2 separate regions of the Homo sapiens genome follow, and region 1 is linked to region 2. The links are chromatin contacts, found by Hi-C or POLR2A ChIA-PET in ENCODE. All regions are on one chromosome and are shown on one strand. The core of a region is the stretch at or near the end of the contact, and the rest is flanking DNA. Distances in the headings are between cores, read along the strand shown. Region 1 has its middle 32 kb from the start of MCHR1. Region 2 holds the start of MRTFA-AS1 (MRTFA antisense RNA 1).

Region 1 (2,700 bases), core at 55-2,554, 190 kb before region 2:
GTCTTGAACTCCTGGGCTCAAGAGATCCTCCCACCTCAGCCTCCCAAAGAGCTGGGATTACAGGCATGAGCCACCATGCCCAGCCCTAGTTTTGTTTGAAGAATGCTGAGGACTGCCAGGGGTGGTGGCTCACGCCTATAATCCCAGCACTTTGGGAGACTGAGGTGGGTGGAACTCCTTGAGCCCAGGAGTTCGAGGACAGCCTGGGCAACATGGCAAGACCACATCTCTACAAAAAAATAAACAAAATTAGCCAGACATGGTGGCACATGCCTGTGGTCCTGGCTACTCAGGAGGCCGAGGTGGGAGGATCACTTGAGCCGGGGAGGTAGTAAGCCATGATGACGAACTGTACTCCAATCCAGCCTGGGCAACAGAGCAAGACCCTGTCTCAAAAAAAAAAAAAAAAAGAAAAAGAAAAAAAGAGAGAATGCCAAACGCCGAGGGCCGTGGGGAGGACTAAGTGAACCGAGGAGAAGGATCCTTGACTTTTGTATTAAACTCAACCAGCCCAGGCCAGGCGCAGTGGCTCATACCTGTAATTCTCACACTTTGGGAGGCCGGGGTGTAAGGATCACTTGAGGTCAGGAGTTCGAGACCAGCCTGGCTAATGTGATGAAATCCCATCTCTACTAAAAGTACAAAAAAATTACCCGAGTATGGCGGCCAACTCCTGTAACTGTAGCTACTCGGGAGGCTGAGGCAAGAGAATCACTTGAACCTGGGAGGCAGAGATTGCAGTGAGCAGAGATCGTGCCACTGCACTCCAGCCTGGGTGATAGAGCAAGACTTTGTCTCAAAAAAAAAAAAAAAAACCTCAAACAGCCCGTCTCTACCCAGCAGCTTAGGAGACTTTTCTCCTTCTGAGCTCTCTTTTCTGGGTTCTCCCACAAAAAGCTTCCTTCTGTCGCCCCCAGGGTATATAAAGATATTTACTTGTACCCTTGAATTTGATTTCTCTACATCCCATCCTAGAGGCAACTGTGCCTGTAGCCATCCCTGGGGGAATCTTGCCCCACGCACACATTTACTCTGCACCTTCCGGACCCCATACCCCTTTTCTATGTGCCTGTTGCCTCCGGCCAGGCCTCGGAAATCTTGCCCTGTTCTCCCCAGGCTTCGTAGCATGGCCTGACTGACAGTGGCATGTGTAGCAGGATCGCAGATTAATATACAAGGAAAGGCGCACGGAGAGACGATGTTTCTCTCTTTCCTGCAGCTGATCTGCTGAGCCATGAGCCCCTCCGGGGAAGTGGAAAGAAACTGTCATCACTGCACTGCAGCTTATCTCGGTTTAGATAGCCTCTCGATGACTCATGTCTCTGTAAATACTTGGTTTTTTTGTTCTGTTTTGTTTGAGATGGAGTCTCGCTCTGTCACCCAGGCTACAGTGCAGTAGTACGATCATAGCTCACTGTGACCTCAGTATCCTGGGTTCAAGTGATCCTCCTGCCTCAGCCTCCCAAGTAGCTGGGACCACAGCCACACGCCACACGCCACCACATTCAGCTAATTTTTTTTTCACATTCAGCTAATTAAAAAAAATTTTTTTTGGAGGCTGGGTGTGGTGGCTCATGCCTGTAATCCCAGCACTTTGGGAGGCCGAGGTGGGTGGATCACCTGAGGTCAGCAGTTCAAGACTAGCCTGGCTAATCTGGTGAAACCCCATCTCTACTAAAAATAAAAAATTAGCCGGGCGTGGTGGCGCATGCCTGTAATCCTAGCTACCCAGGAGGCTGAGGCAGGAGAATTGCTTGAACCCAGAAGGCGAAGGTTACAGTGAGCCAAGATTGCCCCATTACACTCCAGCCTGGGCAATAAGAGCAAAACTCTGTCTAAAAAAAAAAAAAAAAATTTGTTTGTAGGGGTTGGCTCTCACTATGTTGTCCAGGCTGGTCTTGAACTCCTGAGCTCAAGCGATCCTTCTGCCTCAGCCTCCTAAAGTGCTGGCATTACAGGCGTGAGCCACTGTGCCCAGCCCCCATGTGGGCCTTTTGGAGTGCCCTGCTGACACTCCCTGCCCGGTGAGTCCTCATGGCTGAGTTCCTGTTGTGAGGTCTGCACATATACTGGTCTCTTTTTCCTGCCCTGACACTCTGGGAATCTCAAGGCCCTTCAGCTCTTGCAAGTCCCCTGGTCAGATCCTGGAGGGATTTCAGGATGCCCTGTGGCCGTGGGGAGCCAAGTGTGGGGCCCAGGCTCACCTGTGCAGTCATTTCCCAGCTCATTGTTACTTCCTGTCCTCTTGATTGCTGGACACAGTGTCCAGACCACTATGGGATACTTCCTAGGGCTCCAAATAAAACAGAGGAGGCTGGGCGCGATGGCTCACGCCTGTAATTCTGGCACTTTGGGCAGCCGAGGCAGACAGATCACAAAGTCAGGAGATGGAGACCATCCTGGACAACATGGTGAAACCCCGTCTCTACTAAAAATACAAAAAATTACTGGGTGTGGTGGCGGGTGCCTGTAATCCCAGCTACTTGGGAGGTTGAGGCAGGAGAATTGATTGAACCAAGGAGTCGGAGGTTGCAGTGAGCCAAGATCATGCCACTGCACTCCAGCCTGGTGACAGAGCAAGACTCCATCTCCAAAAAAAAAAAAAAAAAAAAAAAAAGACAGAGGGCTGAGGATCCTGTGCCTTTAGCTGTCCCTCAACCCTTCCAACACGCACCTCCCTCAACCCCTGCCTCTGGCCTG
Region 2 (2,700 bases), core at 91-2,590:
TTTTTTTTTTTTTTGCCATTTTTCTTCATTTTTCAAAGAAAGAACAAATAGGCTTATTTTTGGCATTCTAGAATGTTTAACTGGGAAGGATCTTAGACATGACCTGATAACAAACCTTGGTTTTACAGGTGAACAGACGGGGGGCTAAGAATGTTAAGTGACTTACCCAAGATCATATAGCGTGGACTCCCTGTGACCTGATTTTCAAACTACTGATCTTTGGAACTCCTGTGCTACCCCTCTGTGTTGCTGAAGGCCATCTATTCTTAGTTGGTTCTATTGATGTTGGTTGAAACCATCCCGAACATACCTGTGGCTAGGCACAGTGGCTCACGTCTGTAATCCCAGCACTTTGGGAGGTTGAGGGGGGCGGATCACTTCAGGTCAGGAGTTGGAGTCCAGCCTGGCCAACATGATGAAACCCCATCTCTGCTAAAAATACAAAAATTAGCAAGGCATGGTGGTGCACACCTGTGACTCTAGCTACTCGGGAGGCGGAGGCAGGAGAATTGCTTGAACCCTGGAGGCAGAGGTTGCAGTGAATTGAGACCACACCACTGCACTCCAGCCTGGGTGACAGAGTGAGACCCTGCCTCAAAACAAAACAAAACAACCATCCTGCACAATTATGAGTGAGAGTAAATCCAACACATCTCACAGCATCTTGGGAAAATGATAAGGCTCACTTTCTTCTTTCCCTTCAGTGTGAACTCATGTAATAACTTCAGAGAAAGGCATTTCCCTGCTGTCTGGAAGTTGAACTCCTTCTACAAACTGGTGGAGCTTGCTGCCCAGTCCTGTGCCCTCCGAGCTGAGGGGAAGGCGTGGGGATTTTCTGTTCTACTGAAATGGCAGGATTATGTCATAGCAGTGGTTTTGAGTGTTTAGAGGTAGTGTTATTTTAATTATTTTTCTAACTCTGGTTTAAATAAAAACTTACAAATCAGGAAAGAACTGGCTATCTGTATGTTAAAAAAATTAAGAGAGGGCTGGGTGCAGTGTCTCACGCCTGTAATCCCAACACTTTGGGAGGCCGAGGTGGGTGGATCACGAAGTCAGGAGATCGAGACCATCCTGGCCAACCAACATGGTGAAACCCCGTCTCTACTAAAAATACAAAAATTAGCTGGGCGTGGTGGCGTGCGCCTGTAATCCCAGCTACGCAGGAGGCTGAGGCAGGAGAATCGCTTGAACCTGGGAGGCGGAGGTTGCAGTGAACCGAGATTGTGCCAGTGCACTCCAGCCTGGCCAACAGAACAAGACTCCGTCTTAAAAAAAAAAAAAGGAGAGAGAGAGAGGGAACATTGACTCTTACCTTGTACCATCCCAAAAATTCATTTGAGGCCGGGTGTGGTGGCTCATGCCTGTAATCCCAGCCCTTTGTGAGGTCAAGGTGGGTGGATCGCTTGCGATCAGGAGTTGGAGACCAGCCTGGCCAACATGGTAAAACCCTATCTATACTAAAATACAAAAATTGGCCAGGCGTGGTAGCGGGCACACATAGTCCCAGCTACTTGGGAAGCTGAGGCAGGAGAATTGCTTGAACCCAGGAGGCAGAGGTTGCAGTGAGCCAAGATTGCACCCCTGCATTCCAGCCTGGGTGACAGAGTGAGACTCTGTCTCATAATTAATTAATTAATTAATTAATTCAGGCTGTGGGATACTGCTCAGCAACTTTTAAAAAGGGGCAAACTTTAAACGTTTTAGAAATAAAACACCCTGAATGACTCTTGAGAATTACTCTGAGTGAAAAAAGCCAATCCTAAAATGTTACCTATTGTATGATTCTATTTATATAACATTCTTGAAATGACAAAATTATAGATATGAAGCACAGATTGGTTCTTCATATTGTCAGGGCCTGTGGATGGTGTGGGGCTGAAAGTAGATGTGGCTATAAAAGGTCAACATGAGGGATCCTCAGGGTGATGGAAATGTGTATGTTGACTAACAGTGCCAGTATTCTGGTTGTAATATTGTACTGTAGTTTTGCAAGATGTTATCATTGGAGGGAACTGAGTAAAGGATACATGAGCTCTTTGTATTATTTATTATGTGAATCTATAATTATCTCAGAATGAAAAGTTTATACATGAGCTGTTTATTATTTCTTATTATGTGAATCTATAATTATCTCAGAATGAAAAGTTTAAAAACTACAATTTGGCAGCTTTTCAAAAAGTTAAACATAGATCCTGTGACCTAGCAATTCTACTTCTAGATATATATCCTAGAAAACTGAAAACATTTGTCTGTGTATTTTTACACAGACAAATGTTCATAGCAGCTTTTTCAAAATAGCTAAAAAGTGGAAACAACCCACATGTCTTTCAGTTGATGAATAAACAAAATATGGTATATCCATACAATGGAATATTATTCACTCATAAAAAGAAATCACTGTTGATATATGTTATAAAATGAATGAACCTTGGCCTTGTGTGGTGGCTTATGCCTATAATCCCAGTACTTTGGGAGGCCAAGGCAGGTGGATCGCTTGAGCCCAGGAGTTTGAGACCAGCCTGGGCAACATGGCGAAACCTATGTCTACTAAAAATACAGAAAAATTAGCCAGGCTGGTGGCATGTGCCTATAGTCTCAGCTACTCGGGAGGCTGAGGCACAACAGTCGCTTGAACCTGGGAGATGGAGGTTGCAGTGAACGGGGATCAAGCCACTTGCACTCTAGCCTGGGTGACAG

The links. Hi-C counts contacts between places; a loop is a spot of excess contacts on that map. ChIA-PET counts read pairs that join two places held with the same protein, here RNA polymerase II (POLR2A). Pooled maps may share reads with other maps.
Region 1: a loop to region 2 is called in a pooled map, with 3 times the contacts of the local background. The contact joins the enhancer-like site here to the promoter of MRTFA-AS1 in region 2. A Hi-C loop is called at or near these places in 4 of 50 pooled maps. POLR2A ChIA-PET finds 5 or more read pairs at or near these places in 3 of 52 experiments (OCI-LY7, Panc1 and activated naive CD4-positive, alpha-beta T cell).

What each region holds. Positions count from the first base shown.
Region 1 is chr22:40,710,320-40,713,019 of GRCh38, reverse strand. No RefSeq gene overlaps it. Among named protein-coding and RNA genes, the nearest start is that of MCHR1, 32 kb to the right of the region's middle. RefSeq lists enhancers at 581-1,097, 1,121-1,415 and a silencer at 1,188-1,307. Within about 2 kb of position 1,304, at least 22 of the 41 ENCODE cell types and tissues checked have a DNase peak (open chromatin) inside an H3K27ac peak, as active enhancers do; they include Panc1, where a contact is called at or near this core.
Region 2 is chr22:40,520,440-40,523,139 of GRCh38, reverse strand. MRTFA-AS1 (MRTFA antisense RNA 1) reads right to left here and starts at 1,340. Exons shown (of 4, transcript NR_109965.1): 1 at 167-1,340. The region is part of intron 3 of MRTFA (myocardin related transcription factor A); the gene reads left to right.